Regions from separate parts of the Homo sapiens genome. Here regions 1 and 2 are each linked to region 3. Evidence: chromatin loops called from intact Hi-C (ENCODE). Cell type or tissue: MCF 10A. All regions are shown on one strand. Links, peaks and the distances in the headings refer to the core of each region. The heading gives the core; the rest is flanking DNA.

The links. Hi-C counts contacts between places; a loop is a spot of excess contacts. Peaks named below come from ENCODE experiments on the same cell type or tissue, not always from the same donor. Only the 100,000 strongest peaks of a DNase experiment are listed, where the experiment ranks them.
Region 1: a loop joins it to region 3, with 12 times the contacts of the local background. A loop is called at or near these places in 13 of 110 quality-filtered maps.
Region 2: a loop joins it to region 3, with 19 times the contacts of the local background. A loop is called at or near these places in 27 of 110 quality-filtered maps.

The regions. Positions count from the first base shown.
Region 1 is chr3:140,860,561-140,866,666 of GRCh38, reverse strand. No RefSeq gene overlaps it. Among named protein-coding and RNA genes, the nearest start is that of SLC25A36, 78 kb to the left of the region's middle. RefSeq lists an enhancer at 2,760-2,809. In MCF 10A, for the core only: a CTCF peak has its summit at 2,755 (motif pointing right); a DNase peak (open chromatin) is centred at 2,786.
Region 2 is chr3:140,734,687-140,740,792 of GRCh38, reverse strand. No RefSeq gene overlaps it. Among named protein-coding and RNA genes, the nearest start is that of TRIM42, 60 kb to the right of the region's middle. In MCF 10A, for the core only: a CTCF peak has its summit at 3,524 (motif pointing right); no DNase peak of the experiment used is centred there.
Region 3 is chr3:140,549,546-140,555,651 of GRCh38, reverse strand. All of the region lies in intron 10 of CLSTN2 (calsyntenin 2), which reads right to left. Among named protein-coding and RNA genes, the nearest start is that of CLSTN2-AS1, 44 kb to the right of the region's middle. In MCF 10A, for the core only: no CTCF peak of the experiment used is centred there; a DNase peak (open chromatin) is centred at 2,561.

The DNA of each region.
Region 1 (6,106 bases), core at 593-5,592, 310 kb before region 3:
AAAACCCAAAGACTCCACAAGAAAACTCAGCACTGATAAATTCAGTAAAGTTGCAGGATACAAAATCTACATCTAAAAATGAGTAGCAGTTCTATATGTCAACACCAAGCAAGCTGAAAAAGAAATTAAGAAAGTAATCCCATTCACAATACCTACAAATACTGTAAAATGCCTAGGAATTAACCAAAGAAGTGAAAGATCTCTACAATGAAAAATGTAAAATATTGATTGAAGAAATCAAAGAGGACACAAAAAAATGGAAAGATATTCCATGTTTATGGATTTGGAGAATCAATATTGTTAAAATATCCACACTACCCAAAGCAATCTACAGATTCATCACAATCCTGATCAAACTACCAGTAACATTCTTCACCGAAATAGAAAAAATAATCTTAAAATTTATATAGAATCACAAAAGACCCAGAATAGCCAAAGCTAGCTTGAGCAAAAAGAACAAAACTGTAGGAATCGTATTACCTGACTTCAAATTATACTACAGAGCTGTAGTAACCAAAACAGCATGGTATTGGCATAAAGATAGACACATAGACCAATGGAACAGAATAGATAACCCAGAAACAAATACATACATCTACAATCGACTCATTTTCAACAAAGTTGCCAAGAACGTACACTGGGGGAAAGGACGGTGTCTTCAATAAATGGTGCTGGGAAAGCCAGATATCCATATACATAAGAATGAAACTAGACTTCTATCTCTCACCATATACAAAAATCAAATCAAAATGTACTAAAGACTTAAATATAAGACCTGAAATTATGACACCATGGAAAGAAAACATTAGAGAAACTCTCTAGCACTGGACTGGGCAAAGATTGCTTGTGTAATATCCACAATCATAGACAACCAAAGCAACAAATGGACAAATGAGATCTCTTCAAGTTAAAAAGCTTCTGCACAGCAAACAATCAACAAAATGAAGAGGCAACCCACAGAACTGAAGAAAATATTTGCAAACTACTCATCTAACAATGGATTGATAACCAGAATATATAAGGAGCTCGAACAACACTGTAGGAAAAAATATAATAATCAAATTAAAAATAGACAAAATATATGAATAGACGTTTCTCAAAACAAGGCATTCAAATGGCAAAGAGGTATATGTAAAGTTGCTCAACATCGCTAATTATCAGAGAAATGCAAATCAAAACTACAATGAGATATCATCTTACCCCAGTTAAAATGGCCTTTTTCCAAAAGACCGGCAATAACACTTGCTGGTGAAGATGTGGAGAAAAGGGAACCCTTATAAACTGATGGTGGGAATGTAAATTAGTGCAGCCACTAGGGAGAACAGTTTGGAGATTCCTCAGAAAACTAAAAATAGAGCTACCATATGATCCAGCAATCCCACTGCTAGGTATATACCCAAAGGAAAGGAAATCAGTGTATCAAAGGGATATCTGCATTCTCATTTTGTTGCAGCACTATTCACAATAGCCAAGATTTGGAGGCATCCTAAGTGTCTATCAACAGATGAATGACTAAAGAAAAAGTGGTACATACACACAATGGAGTACTATTCAGCCATAAAAAAGAATAAGATCCTGTCATTAGCAACAACATGGATGGAACTAAGGTCATTATGTTAAGTGATACAAACCAGGCAAAGAAAGACAAACTTTGCATGTTCTCACTTATTTGTGGAAGCTAAAAATTAAAGCAATTGAACTCATGGAAATAGAGAGTAAAAGGTAGGTTACAAGAGGTTGAGAAGGCTAGTGGGAAGGGTAATGGGGATGGTTAATGAGTGCAAAAATATAGCTAGAATGAGTAAGATATAGTATTTAATAGCACGACGGGGTGACTACAGTCAACAATCATTTATTGGACATGTAAAAATAACTAAAAGAATATAATTAGATTGTAACACAAAAAATAAATGCCTGTATTATTTGCCTATATCAAAATATCTCATGTAACCCATGAGATACATACATACACACATATACCTGTAGTATGAACCCACACACACACAAAAGATTTCTTCAGCTTAGTTATTCATTCCCCCATCTGTCTTTTCTGCTGCTCCCTGTCTGTTTTTCTAGGATTATCAACTAGTCAGGTATCAGCAGGCTTCACAGGAGGTTTGGGAAGAGGCATGATGGAAAAACCTTTGCCCATACGGCAGCCAGGTCAAGTGTTCAGGTCATGAAACACAGAAAGGGACACCTCAGTTCCTGGGGTCTGTAAGAAAGTGGAAAAGGGAGCAGGGAGTTGTCCTGGCCTGTGGTTCATGTGTGGGGCTATGTCATTCCCTGAGGTCTCAGACCTAAAGGATTAAGTGAAGCTTTCCAGTACAGGAAGTGGAGGAGTTGCAGGAGGTGGCCATAGGTCATGTGCAAAGCCGGTTTTCCACCACCCTAACCCCAAATCCTGTTGGATTTCCACCACGTGCCAGGCTCTTTACACACTTGATGTCTTTTATTCCCCTCAACAACTGTGAGTTGAGAAAATATTATCTCACTTTATGGACGTCAAGGTAAGATAAGTGAAGTGATTTTACCAGGTAAGTAGTAGAGCTTGGTTTTGAACCCAGTAATCTCAGGTGAGGCTTTCCTCTCCTGTTATTGAATTAAATTCAAATAATATTCTTTTTATAATAAGTTTTACTCTAACTTGGTCTTTTGTAACTTCAAGGAAGTTGCCTGCAATTATTCTGTTTTTTTTTTTTTTTAAGTTTCTCTCTTTGAATATTTGATTGAACCAAATTTAAAATTTGCCAGCAGGTGGCGACACAAAACCAATAATTCAGGATACCAATCTCGGCGCTTTCCAGAGGACGGAATGGGACTTGCCACTGTGTCCTTCGCAGGTTGGGTGTCTGGCTTCATTTTGTGATTTCTGGGCTACTAGGCCCTCCACTTCTGCTCCCTGGGGGCTCATTCCGGTTTCTTAAAGTCCTCAGGACAAAGTCCCTACACCCTAGCCCTGTCTCACTTCCTGCCACTAATCTTCTCAGGTGACTTAATTCCCCTCTCCTCTCCACACTCTCCCACACACCCATTGCTTTGTCCCTGCTGGCCCCTCTGCCTGGACAACCCCTTATCCACTCCCCCATCTGGCTATTCTTTTTCATCCTTGGGGACTCAGCTAAAAGGTCACCTATGAGGAGCCCACCCTGCCACTGCCCCCCTGCCAGGCTGTGTGGGGCCCTTTCTCTGTGTGTGTCCCTGTTAGAGCACTGGTGGTCCTGGGGTCCTACTCTTTTTTGCTTGACTGCCTTCCTACTAGACATTCCCCTTGAGGGCAGGGACTGTGTCCTTTCTGTGTTAGGCCATTTTTGCATTGCTATAAAGAAATGCCTGAGGCTTGGTAATTAATTAATTAATTAATTTATTTTTAACTTTTCTTTTAAGTTCAGGGGTACATGTTACATACGTAAGTGGGTGTCATGGGGGTTTGTTGTACAGATTATTTTATCACCCATGTATTCAGCCTAGTACCCATTAGTTATTTTTCCTGATTTTCTCCCTCCTCCCACCTTCCACCTTCCGATAGGTCCCAGTGTGTGTTGTTCTCTTCTACGTGTCCAAGTTTTCTCATCATTTAGCTCCCACTTATAAGTGAGAACATGTGGTATTTTGTTTTCTCTTCCTGTGTTAGTTTTCTTAGGATAATGGCCTCCAGCTCCATCCATGTCCCTGCAAAGGACATGATCTCATTCTCTTTTACGGCTGCATAGTATTCCATGGTGTGTATGTACCACATTTTCTTTATCCAGTCTCTCATTGATGGGCATTTAGGTTGATTACATGTCTTTGTTATTGTGAATAGTCCTGCAACGAACATACACATGCATGTGTCTTTATAATAGAATGATTTATATTCCTTTGGGTATATACCCAGTAATGGCATTGTTGGGTCGAATGATATTTCTGTCTTTAGGTCTTTGAAGAATCGCCACCCTGTCTTCCACAATGTTTGAACTAATTTACACTCCCATGAACAGTGTATAAGTGTTCCTTTTTCTCCAAAACCTTGCAAGAATCTGTTATTTTTTGACTTTTTAACAATAGCCATTCTGATTGGCGTGAGATGGTATCTCATTGTGGTTTTGATTTGCATTTCTCTAATGATCAGAGATGTTAAGTATTTTTTCATATGCTTGTTGGCCTCATGTATGTCTTTTTTTGAAACGTGTCTGTTCATGTCCTTTGCCCATTTTTTAGTGGTTTTTCTTTCTTGTAAATTTGTTTAAATTCCTTATAGATGCTGGATATTAGATGTTTGTCAGATGCATAGTTTGCAAAATTTTTCTCCCATTCTGTAGATTGTCTGTTTACTCTGTTGATAGTTTCTTTTGCTGTGCAGGAGCTCTTAAGTTTAATTAGATCCCATTTGTCAACTTTTGCTTTCGTTGTGTTTGCTTTTGGCGTCTTTATCATAAGATCTTTGCCCGTGCCTATGTCCTGAACGATATTGCCTAGGTTGCCTTCCAGGGTTTTTATAGTTTTGGGTTTTACATTTAAGTCTTTAACCCATCTTGAGTTAATTTTTGCATATGGTATAAGCAAAGGGTTCAGTTTCAATTTTCTGCATATGGCTAGCCATTTATCCCAGCACTATTTATTGAACAGGGAATCCTTTTCCCATTGCTTGCTTTCATCGGGTTGGTTGAAGATCAGATGGCTGTAGGTATACAGGTTTATTTCTGGGTTCTCTATTCTATTCCACTGGTCTAGTTCTTGTTCCAGTACCAGGTTGTTTTGGTTACTGTAGCCTTGTAGTATAGTTTGAAATCAGATAGCGTGATACTTCCAGCTTTGTTCTTTTTGCTTAGGATTGCCTTGGCTATTTGGGTTCTTTTTTGGTTCTATATTAATTTTAAAATAGTTTTCTCTAGTTCTGTGAATAATGTCAATGGTAGTTTAATGGGAATAGCACTGAATCTATAAATTGCTTTGGGCAGTATGGCCATTGTAATGATGTTAATTCTTCCTATCCATGAGCATGATATGTTTTTTCATTTGTTTGTATCATGTCTGATTTCTATGAGCACTGGTTTGTAGTTATTCTTGTATAGCTCTTTCACCTCCATCGTTAGCTGTATTCCTAGGTATTTCATTCTTTTTATGGCAATTGTGAATGGGAGTTCATTCATGATTTGGCTTTCTGCTTGATGTCTTTTGGTGTTTAGGAATGCTAGCGATTTTTACACATTAATTTTGTATCCTGAGACTTTGCTGAAGTTGCTTATCGCTTAAGAAGCTTTTGGGTGAGATGATGGGGTTTTCTAGATATAGGATCATGTCATCTGCAAACAGGGATAGTTTGACTTCCTCTCTTCCTATTTGAATGTTCTTTATTTCTTTCTCTTGCCTGATTGCCCTAGCCAGAACTTCCAATACCGTGTTCAATAGGACTGGTGAGAGAGGGCATCCTTGTCTTGTGCTAGTTTTCAAGGGGAGTGTTTCCAGCATTTGCCCATTTATTATGATGTTGGCTGTAGGTTTGTCATAGATGACTATTATAATTTTGAGGTATGTTCGTTCAATACCTAATTTATTGACAGTTTTTAACAGGAATGGATGTTGAATTTCATTGAAGAGGCTTGGTAATTTATAAAGAAAAGCAGTTTTAATTGACTGACAGTTCTGCAGGCTGTACAGAAAGCGTGGCACTGATACCTGCTTCTGGGAAGGCCTCAGGAAGCTTGTGATCATGGTGGAAGGCAAAGGGGGAACAGGTGTCTCACATGGCCAGAGTAGGAGCAAGAGAGCAGGAGGTGCCATACACTTTTAAACAACCAGATCTTGCATGAACTCACTCATCACCAAGGGAATGATGCCAAGCCATTCATGAGGGATATGCCCTCATGACCCAAACACCTCCACTAGACCCCACCTCCAATACCGGGGATTACATTTCAACATGAGATTTGGAGAAGCACAAATATTCAAACAATATCACTATCCATCTCAGTGTTCCTAGTGCCAGGCCCAGAGATTCCTAGTGCCAGCACAGAAGAAAATTTTGAGAGAATGAACAAATACACAAACAAGTGTTTACCGAGAGGGCTAGTGACCTGGTCCTGGGAAATTCCATCCAAGGGCCTTTGTGGAGCCCCAAAGTCCA
Region 2 (6,106 bases), core at 610-5,609, 180 kb before region 3:
AGCTGCCCATAGGACACACTGTTCCCCTAATGTGTTAGGCTCTTCATACCTCTGCCCCATCATGCTGCACTCTGTGCCTGGAAGGCCTTTCCCCTCCTCTGAAGACTGACTCCAACATCATGCAGCAGCCCTTTCTGACAGCTGCTCCCACTCCAGGCCTCTCCTCCTTGTATCCACAGCCTCTTGGTACATGTAATAATTGTCCCTTAACTGAAGAGTCCTCCTGCATGAGCTGGTGGATTTCCAGAGGGCAGGAACCATGTCTAACTTATCCAGCCCACAGCCCAGGGGGCTCAATCATTGTTTGGATGGAAACAGCAAAAAGAATCCCATTGTTGGGTACAGCAGTAGTGGGCTGGGGGAGAACAACTTGACTTTTCCAGAGATGTCTGGCTTCTCTTCCATAAACCATGCTTCATGTACCAGCAGCACAGATGATAATAGACTCCAGCTTTATCTTCATTTCTCTGATTAGGAAGATCTACTTTTGAGTTAAGGTTGTAAATGAGGTGCTGTGACTGCTTCTTGAATAAAAGACCAAAATTTGCTTGAACTTAGGTGATAAGTGTTTTACTTTTACGACATGTTTGGCATTATGTTCAAAGCAGAATACATTAGACGTTCTTATAATACAGGCTCAGTGTTGGGCTAAAATTCAAATGTGCTCGCACAAATGGGAAAAAGTCTGGAGGCTTTAATCACAGCTTGTGATTCAGCCTGATTGACAGTGTTTCCATTTTAAAAAGTCTCTGTTTTTCATGTGAAATGAATGACTCTTTTTTCATTTTGTTCCTTTAATAGGAAATGTTCTCATCGTGGAATGAAATCTCTACAAGCATCCCATTAAATACTAAAATGTTACTGCTGTGTCTGAGTGAAATTACCATCCAGGGGAGGCATCGGATTGTAGGTGTACAATGCTAGAGTATGTTTTCCCAACTTGCTGAGCTTGGAGGCAATTTGTTCATCTGAGAACACATGCACTCAGCATCCTTGTCCTTCCTCTCCTTCAAGTGAAACCTTGTTTGCACATTAGCTGGGCCTTTTCTGGATGTCAGCTCTGGCAACTCCATTCCGTCTACTTCAAGTGAAGAAGGACTTGGTGGGAAAAATCTCAGAGTGAGTTTCTGAATCCAATCCCAGAGAAAAAGCCAGGCAGCAGGACCAGAGGTGGCGTGGAGTGCCACCCCAAGCCAGTGAGCCTTTACTTTCTTTCACTTATCCATGTTTTCTCTGCCCCTCTGACTTACAGTAGTCCAACCATCTTTGCTGCACAGTTCTCACAGTGGAACAGGGTCATTGCTACCACTCCCAAATTTGCCTGCACCAAACCAGCCACTCAGAGAGAGTCTGACCCCCTTCTCAGTCTTAAATGCAGTGCCCTTCCTTGAACCAGTCTCTAATAGCCACACATGGGTCACATTATCCAATGGAGCTTCTGCTACAACCCTGAGATTGGATGAGGGAGGGTCATTTCCTAGGAAAGCAGTAGGAAGAATGTAATCCAGGCTGCACCCATTACATTGCTAACAAGGACCCAGATCCACTCTACAACAGAGAACAAGCTTAGTGAAGCCTACCATGCTGGAATTCACATTCTGACAATGAAGCCCATAAAGACCTACTGGTGGACAAGGGGTTACACAGGACAGAGAACATGTATTTCTGATTCTATGTGGAGCTGTGACCACATGTAAATCCCAGATGCTTGCCATCACATTCTTAGGGCTTGTGCAGTTGATTTGTCTTGGCAGAGGGGCAGGGGGAGATGTCGCCACTCCTCCCAAGCCGTTTCCTTTCTCTCCCTCAGACTGGACCCTCACTAGGGGATATTTGCCACAGACCAGGAGCCTCCAGCCTCACTGATAAAGTTGCTGACCCTCAAAAACATGGCTTCTATACATCTTCTAGATGCGGTATTGGGACTGAGAAAGGCAATTTGCTAAGGTCCCACAGAGAGGAAGAAGGGACTGGGATTGGCATTCGCATATTCTTATATCTAAGGCCTATGTTTATTCCATAATACCACACTGTTCCCAGGGACAATGGATAGAAAATAGTCCTATTGTGAGAAAGGATGTAGACGTGCATGGATGGACCAGGTATCTGCTGGGATTTCCAGCTGCTAGGACCTCACGCTGGCTTAGAATCCCATTCTATGCCTCGTGGAAGCTCACAGACCTCCAGCAGATATTGTTAATTTCTCAGGGGCTTATGTGCCCACTGTTCTGTCATGGGTCAGGTTCTTGGGCCTGTGGGTGCTTTTTCCATATGGCATAGCATTGACCCAGACATGCAGACACCTTCCTTTTATTAGGTAATTCTCTGACCCTCAGGTTTTGTCAATGTGAGTGTAGCAGCCTTCCTGAGGATTTAGAAGTTTCCTTCTGATGATGCAGACAGTCTACGTTTGAATTAGTCCCACACTTTATCTTTTGGTCACCACATTCAGCGACATTTCCACTCACTCTACTCCACAGAGTCCTGTTCCTGCTCACCATCCCCAGAATTCACCTCTATTTCCTACTTTTTCTTGAGTTTCAGGGTAAAACATATTTTCTCATGCCTAAGAGCTGCTAGATCTAAATCTTCTTGCTATTTTCAGCCTCTCTTAGAACTCCTGGGTGGAACAAGAGCTTCTGTTCATGAAAAGCTTCCTTCATCTCTGCCCTGTGAGCTGCTGTCTCTCTTTTCCCCAGGTCCAGACTTGCTTGCCTACCTGTAGTTGCTGCTGCAGTTTGCAGCCACTCACATCAGTATCTGCTGTTGGAGATCATTTTTCTCTGACAGCATTGGCTTGGCCCTCCCTGCTTGGGGCCTCCAGAACAGCCATCCTTGAGGAGAGAGAGAAGGCATTTCTTTTAAGAGGAGCAGCCAAGAAAAAGTGTGGTGGCAGAACTGACTGAGGGGTGTGCAAGGAACAGTGGGGACTGGGGCTGAGGGACCTGTTGTGTTGAGGGACGTGAGATGGTAGATGCCACAGGGCCCGGCTAGTCTGGAGGGGCTCCATGGTCTATGCAGGGGATAATGGAAGGACTTGTCTTTAGCTTTGGGCCATGCATGGAAAGTAAGGGCTAATTCTTAGGCAAATTTTTGTCTTCAGCCCTAAGCATAGTATCTGGGTCATAGAGGCAAATGATAAATACATGCTAAATAAATGAATAAGCACAGGAACAGGTTTTGTCAACTGTGAAAGAGATTTAAGGCATTAGGGGTTAGGTGGATCCAAGAGGCCATTTTGTAATCCATGGAATCCCACTCTGTAGACATCTACCTTAAGGTCAGCTCTGGGTTAAAAAAGGGCTGTCTCTGCTCCCCACTGGGCAATCCCTGGGGACCAGAGCTGACTGAGCCCACAGGACCTGGACTGGTGAGGCCCATCAGCCTGCAAGCCCCTGAGGGAGTTAGCCTGCTTTATTCAGCATTGTATCTCCAGCCCCAGCACACATGGGGCTTTAGGAGTTCGTGAAATGTGCCCCAAAGGAAATTCTTCCAAATAGAGACTGTTGTGGCCACCGGGTGGTGCCATTGTTCCAGCCGAAGCCCACAGAGCCTACTGGGAAGACCACATTGTTTGGAACTTTGAGTTGAATCCAAGGTTCTTCAACATATCTCTCAGGCTCTAATCTCAATGCAGTATATTCTCATCCCATAACAAGGGGATTAACAACACAATTGTAGTTAATTTGAATTGAGAAAATCTATTTCAGAAAGCAAAATTCCAAGACCATTCTTTCTCTCAGCCAGCCAAGAAGGGCCCAACTTGTTGATAGGGGAAGGTTCTGCACAAACTGGCAAATCGGCTTGCAGGCTGAACTTCCTACACAGCTCACTACTGTGCTGATTCACAGAACTGCAGAACTCACTAAGCATTCCGGCCCCTGTGCACTATCTTGGTACCCATCATAAAGGCAGCTGGAGACAAATACAGGAAGGATCCTCAACCTAAATTCCCATCACTCCTTCCACAGCACTCTTTGCTCGCAAGCTCTTGGTGTAGGATGCGTCTCTACTCTTCTCCATATGTTCATATCCTACCTTTCCTTTAACGTTAATTTCCCAAAGAGGACTTTTGTGTGCCCCCTGCTCCTAAAACCAAAACCTTCTCTGAATCCTGGAAGCACTCTGACCAAATGGGCTCTGAGAAGCAGCACTGTGACCCACATTTTTCTGTACCTGTTGTTTCTTGACTCATGATTAAGGTGGTAATTCCCTTTAGGACAAACTTCATTTTTTGAGTTTGTTGTGTTCCTGCACACAAAAAGCACTCAGTAGATATTTATGGATGTTGAACAGCAAAGTAAAACATACTGCTTCATATTCAAAGGGCTGAGAGATGTTTAATAGCTAAACATAAAAAGAGAGAGTTCCGTGGGTCATTACTCTTGTTCTCAGATAGCTATAGATTATGATTTTAGATTATAATCTGTACACTAGCAGTATGACTTTGTATTATATTATTATTAGAAATAATATTAATAATAAGTGCATTTATTGAGTGCCTAATATATAGTAGTCACTGTGCTGTGCATTTTACATATGTACCTAATTTTTTTCTCAACAACCCTGGGAGGCATTATTTCCATTTTCCACAGGGGGAAGAGTAAGGCTCAGGAAGATTAAGTAAACTGTTCAAGTTTCTAAGTTAATGCTGGCTGAGCTCTGTGGAGTTGACTGTGGGGTTCGAAAACCCAAGCTGCTTTTCAGAATCCTTGTCCATAGGGACCAGGTCCCATAGTGGGTGTTGGGGTCATGCAAAGCTACACTTAATTAGATCCGACTCTTAAAGAGCTCACGGGCACAGAGAACACTATGGCTGGAGGAGCAGCAGCCTAGGGTGATGGCCAGAAACAATGCATCTTGGAACTTTTACAGAAGTGAATCCCTCAAATTGTCCTTCAGTAGGAACCAGACAAATCTCAAAGTACAATATACTTGCCTAGTAGAGCATGTGCAAGGAAAGTGTATCATTGCTTATATGGTATGATTTGGAGGCCACCTGGGAGACTTTCCTATCCCCAAATACCTTCCTTTCTTGCCTGTTATGATGCCCTGAATGTCACCAATAGTTCTTATTTCCTTTGAGTTTTAAGTGTTTTTACATTTCTCAACATTCTTCATGACCTATCCAACCTGGTAAGAGATGAGTTGAGAGCCATTTGGAGAAGGATGAGTGCTTGGAAGTGGCAGGGGACTGGGCTTGCTTTGGCTGTTGGCTTCTCCTGCCATGGTTGGTGATGAGGCCAGCATGCAGGCCAAAAATCTGTTAAACAAACATAGCAGGTATTGCTAGCAATAAAGATGGAGGAGAGAACTGTAATCCCAGCACTTTGGGAGGCCAAAGCAGGTGGATCACGACGTCAGGAGATCAAGACCATCCTGGTTAACATGGTGAAATCCTATCTCTACTAAAAATGAAAAAATTAGCCAGACATGGTGGTGGGAGCCTGTAGTCCCAGCTACTCGGGAGGCTGAGGCAGGAGAATGGGGTGAACACAGGAGTTGGAGCTTGCAGTGAGCCGATATCGCAACACTGAACTCCAGCCCGGGCAATAGAGTGAGACTCGGTCTCAAATAAATAAATAAAAGATGGAGGAGAGAAGACATGTCTTCAGAAAAATCTTTACTCAGCTGAAGATGCCTGCAAAAGAAATGCATTTTTAGGGATGGAAATTTCTGGCTTGACACTGAGTATTTCCTTGGCGAGAAAAAAGCTAAAAGGGCCAAATTGGCTGTCTACATGAACAGTAGGAAGCTCCCAGTCAATCTCTGATGCTGGCAATCCCTTCTTCAGAGGACAAGGATTTTCATCCTACTATTAAAAATTAAGCTAAGGGTGAAAGCCCTTGTATATTAGTCCATTCTCACACTGTTATAAAGATACTACCTGAGACTGGGTAATTTATAAAGGAAGGAAGTTTAATTGGCTCACAGTTCTGCATGGCTAGGGAGGCCTCAGGAAACTTACAGTCATGGTGGAAGGCAAAGGGGGAGCAAGGCACATCTTATATGGCAGCAAGAGAGAAAGAGAGAGTGCAAAGGGGAAACTGCCAAAAACTTTTAAAACCATCAGCTCTTATGAGAACTCCCTCACTATCATGAGAAC
Region 3 (6,106 bases), core at 433-5,432:
TGTGAATTCAGAGTATATATCGAATGCTCATGGCACAGGAAAGGGAGACATAGATTTTTTTTAAGTAGCTACCTAACTTAAAAGTATTTACCCTTTTGAATAGATAATATATTCACATGGTTCAAATGTACACATGTGCTAGGTGAAAAGTAGCTATCTCATTTCTATCTCCCATCCACCCAGTTTCCACAGTCCCATCCCACAAGTACTCATTATTATGTTAGTTTCTTAGTGGTAAATTGCATTATTGTTCAAAATTAGTTGCTTTCCCTCCCGTGGGACACTTATACATGTTTGCCCTATTGTTAATAGGCTTGATCGTATGACTTATGGTACCCTTCCCTGCAGGATATATGTTTTTGCCCTGTGCACTCAGCAGAGGTCATGTTACTTGCTTGGTCAACTAAATGTGGGCAGAAATATTGTTTGATTCATACGCTATGGAAGATTTAATAACCAGTTCATGGTTTGCCACATCCCTTTCTCTCTGCCATGAAACTGGCAACATTCCTTTAGGGGCTAGTCCATCGGCTTGCATCTCACAGTGAGGGAGGTATGGATCAGAGCTGCAGCCAATCTATAATGGACATGAAGTATGAGCAATAAATAAAATTTGGTTGTATAAGCCACTTAGATATTAAATAATTTGTTACTGTAGCATAACTTAGCTTATCCTGACAGTTATACTCAAGTATTCTTATAAATATATAATCAGTGAATATAGATTTCCATTTTTTTCTTTCTTATATCAAAAGTACCTCATACATAATGTATCACACTTTATTTTTCACTTGGCTCATATCTTGGAGCTCTTTCTGTATCAGTACATGACAAGCTTCCTTATTCTTTTTTAGTAGGTGTATTCCATTGTATAGATAAACTGTAATCTTTAAAACCAGTTTCCCAATATGGACATTTGGGTTATTTGTCATCTTTTACTGACGGTGTCAGAAGGAATAATCTTGTGCAAACACATCTGTAGGATACATCACTACAAGTGAAATTGCTAGGTCAAAGAGTATATGCACTTTTAACTTGGATAAATGTTGCCAACTTCTCCATTGCTAGAGATTATATCAACACATACTCCTTCCACCAGGGTATGAATGCAGCTTGTCTCAATTCCTCAACAATACAGTATGCCATCAGATGTCAGGATTTTTGCCAATCTGATAAATGACAAATCCCATCTTAGTGTAGTTTAAGTTTGTATTTTTCTTAGTATGAGGATCTGAGTATATCTTTTCATAGGTTTAAGGAAAAATGTATATTAACTTTTCCCTGATCTGACTTGAATGTCTTTATAAGGGTGTTCTGTTCTGTGTCTGGACTGAAACAGGAGTTGGATGTCTCATGAGCACTATTGTTGACACTGAACCACCTAAATCCCTTGCATGGTGTCCCCTAGCCAACTGATAGCTCAATCTTTGTCACCTTCGACCATCACATGTGTACTTCATTGGTACCTACTCATAAGGCCTCCCAGCTTCTCTCATTTTGGTCCCCACTGCGCTTTGGTGCCTTTCTCCTATATCATTTACAAAATGGTAACACCACTATTATAGTACAGTGGCCAGTAGCCCCTGAGCACAGGGACTCTGCCTCTTATCCCTGAATCCCAGAACTTAGCCTTAGTGTTCTGAAAGCCCCTGTTAGACAAATGAGTGAAGGCTCTCGAGCCTACATTTTACTCACTATCATCTCCTGTCACTCCCCAAAAGGACTTTTTTCTTTCACTTGTCTTTTTAGTGAAGCGCTGTGGGAGTCATTATCAGTACTCACCAAACCCTGTTCTCCTTTCCTTCCTGGGCATTGCGGAGGCTACACTTCTCAGTCACCTTGTACCACAGGTGGCCAGAGTCACATGACTACCTCTGGCCAATGGGCAGGAGAGGAAGGGAGGTGTGGCAATTCTGAGCTGAGGCAGTGAAAGATCCTGAAAGATGCTCGAGCCTCTTTTTTTCCTCCACTTCAGTGGCTTGCAGCATTCTATGCAGAAACCCCACCCCACCTCCCTAACTGAGTATAAGAGAAAACTAAACTTGTCATGTTAAGCCAGTGAAGCTTGAGGTTTGGGGATCATATGTTACTGTAACAGCTTAGCCTGTTTGGGAAAATTTAGCACTTCCCAGGCCTGATTCTCACTTCCCCAAGGTCATAAGGCATCTTTAAAAGAGCATGGGCTTTGTGGACTGTAATATTCCAGTTCTAGTACAAAATGCAACTTTGGAGTATTTCCTTTTCCCTCTTAGACTTCATTTCCTCATTTAAATAATGGGGAAATTAATATCTACCTGTGTGGGTCTTAAATGAGATAATATATATAAAGTTTCTAGCACTTACAAGATATTAAATATATGATAGCTTGGATGATCATTCTTACTATTGTAATTATGCCAGCACTGAGTCTTTGTGCCCCAGCCTTCACTGCTCTTGTACCCTTGTGACACAATTCTCTTCTGTCCTTCCAAGTCCTGAGGAGCGGTGTCTCACTGAGCCGTGACATCAGGCCAAGAGCACCACCCTCTGGTGCTAGATCTTGGAGCCCCCAGGCATATGCATGGTTGATGCCACAGTCAGTGTCTGAGTTGGCATCTCTCTTGCCTGGAAGGCCTCACCAGCTTAGAGTGCTTATTCCTGGAGCTGCCTCACGCTAGTGAGTCACGATTAGTTATGAGGTATTCGCAAGTCATCAGTTTCAGATTTGAGAAGACCCAAGGTCCTTGTTCTACAAATACCATCTATGTTTTAAAAGGTTTTTCTGCTCCTCTTCTCCAGCCTCATCCCCTGCACCATCCTCCTATAGCAGAGTCTTGTGCTGTTGCTATCTGTCCGTCTGCATCCTCCAGCAGATTGTGAGCACCTCAAGGGCAGGGGCTACTGACTTTTCCTCAGCATCACTGCAGGGTCTAGCACATCGAAAGCATGAGGTAGATGATAGGTCTGCAGTGGAGGTTGGTCTCTGAGCCTCACATGAGGGCTGCCTAGGAAAATCAAGAGGTTCTTCTAGAGGGATGGATAAACAGTATCCTATGGCAATCAGCAGAGGGCACAATCTCTCTGCAGCCACCTGTAGAGAGACCAGGAGAGTGTGTTGGATCTCCAGTTAATACCCTGGTCTGTGCCACAGCATTGGGAGGTCTGTCACAGCGCATGAATGTGGGCACTGGCCTAGCCATCAGCATAGTTCTTGCAGGGTCAATAAAACCTCCAGAGCAGGTTTTGGGTGTTCTTTTTTTTTTTTTTTTTTAAACTGCGGTATTCCCAGCTCTGTGGGTGGGTTTCTGATTAAACAAGATACCTGTTTGTACTTGCATCTCTACCAGGGCAGGAGATGGTGACATGCTAGGGGACCCAGCAAAGGGTGGCATTGCTCACTCGCCCTTGGGTATCTGTGCTGTGACCATAGCCTTTCGTTGAGCCAAGAAGGTGCTAGACAGATAGCCCTTGCAGAATGGTCTTCTTATTAGAGACTTCTCTTAGAGATTCGACTGGCATCTGCAGCCCCACAGCAGGCTGGACCATCAGGGAAGTCCCTGCTCAAAGCCCTGGCCTGTTCCTTGAGAGAAGGCTGGCTATGACTTGATAGGAACCCTGCTGCTCCCTATGACACCTGCCTGCCCATGGTCCATATTAAGTAAATTTGGACTCTGATTTTTCTGACTTACAGATTCAGCTGAACCATTTCTCTGAGTGGGGCCAGATGAAGATTTGCCACTTTAGAAGTTCTTCTGTCACAAAAGGGAGCTATAATTTGTTGAGAGTCTATTAGGTTTGCTAGGATATATATTATGTATACACTAAAATATATAATATATATTTAAATATATAATATATATTTATATGTAATATATAATTTAGATGTATAATTAAATTCTTACAACATCACTACAAGGTAAATAATATCAATTTATTTTATACACAAGAGATTCGGGCTTAAAGGATTAACGTGTCTTGCCCAAGGTCACCCAGCTAATAATCAGTTGACAGAAAAAAACTTAAACACCTAAACATGGTTAATAGGTGGCCTCTGATGTGGCCCCTGCCTACGTCTCTGGCACCTTCCACCTTTTTCCTCCTGCAGTGATTTGAACCTAGGAGTGTCTAGTTCTAAAGTTCTTGCTCTTTCCCACTCTTCCACATGATGGAGATGAAAAATTGGCAGGGATTGTGCTATGAAAATCAGAACAGGGTATTACTCAGGAATGTGGTGATTCCACAGTATCTTGTATGGATACAATACAGCAGCCACTAAACCATTTTAGGACTCCAGACATGCTGGAGAAATATTCATAAATATGCATGATTCAGAAGAAGACAGGTAAAGCAAGAAACATGGGCTTGTCCCTGTGAGCAGAGAATTTCCTTAATCACAAAAGGGCCTCAATTCTCTCGACCAGCCAGAGAGGTGGGAGGAGGGCAGTAACTGTCCAATAAAATAGTAGTCATTATTCAGAAATGACATGAGGAGTAAAGGGAGGGAGGAAAGGAAAGAAATTTGTTTTAATGATTTTCAAGAATGTCTTCTAATCTGAGTTGCTGATATGGAGGAAAGAGCATGAACTGATTTTGGACAAATCCCTGAGCCCCAGTCCCCCTAGTTTTGAAATGGGGTCATAGTATTTAATTTGTTGTGAGAAGTAGGGATAATGAACATACAATAGCCCCCAGTGGGTGCTCCATAAATTGGGCGTCTTATTAACTTCTCACACGGTGCTCTAGTTCTTACCAGCCATGCCCTAGGAATGGAAGAGGATCATTTGCAGTGGCTTGGTTATAAAAAGGCTTATAACCAAGCCTTTATAACCAAGCTTGGTTATAAAAAGGTTATAAAAAGTTTCAGTATCCTGAAAAATCAGATTAGCCTCCTCAGTCCCCACAGTTTTTTGTGCCACTTATTTTAGCACCTCCTCTTTTCATAGGCTATGATGACTCTAGAAATTGCTATGGTTCTTTAATTTATAATTTTTAAAAGGCATGACTTTTGAGCCCAGCATCTTTGTGTTTTTGCTCTATGGGGCCTAGTACCCTGAAACTGTGCCTGCCTGGAACAGTTCAGAGCAGAGAAGATCTACGCAGATGCAAAGAGTAAATTTAGAATCAGAAAAAGAGAAGACATCAGGAAGACAGATTTTTGCATCACTGGATTGACAAAACCCTAAGGAAGCAACACAAACAGTACGTCAAGACTGGCCTTTCCAATATGAGATGGTCTTTTGAGCTTGCCCCAATGACAAGTGATTAGCTATTGAGAGCAACTCTGTGTGTGTATCTAATCCATGAAACATTGTTTTGGAAAGTCAATCTTGCCTTGCCATGACTTTTGTACTCCTCCCATCTTCCCCATGCTACCCAGTCTCCAGAGTGAGCATCCTAAACCCCACATATGCTGAGATCATGATCCCTTGCCTGAGCCTTCAGTGGCTTCCCATTGTTGACAGAAAAAAACGTAAACACCTAAACATGGTTAATAGGTGGGCTCTGATATGGCCCCTGCCTACCTCTCTGGCACCTTCCACCTTTTTCCTCCTGCAGTGATTTGAACCTAGGAGTGTCTAGTTCTAAAGTTCTTGCTCTTTCCCACTCTTCCACATGATGGAGATGAAAAATTGGCAGGGATTGTGCTATGAAAATCAGAACAGGGTATTACTCAGGAATGTGGTGATTCCACAGTATCTTGTATGGATACAATACAGCAGCCACTAAACCATTTTAGGACTCCAGACATGCTGGAGAAATATTCATAAATATGCATGATTCAGAAGAAGACAGGTAAAGCAAGAAACATGGGCTTGTCCCTGTGAGCAGATAGAGAATTTCCTTAATCACAAAAGGGCCTCAATTCTCTCGACCAGCCAGAGAGGTGGGAGGAGGGCAGTAACTGTCCAATAAAATAGTAGTCATTATTCAGAAATGACATGAGGAGTAAAGGGAGGGAGGAAAGGAAAGAAATTTGTTTTAATGATTTTCAAGAATGTCTTCTAATCTGAGTTGCTGATATGGAAGAAAGAGCATGAACTGATTTTGGACAAATCCCTGAGCCCCAGTCCCCTTAGTTTTGAAATGGGGTCATAGTATTTAATTTGTTGTGAGAAGTAGGGATAAT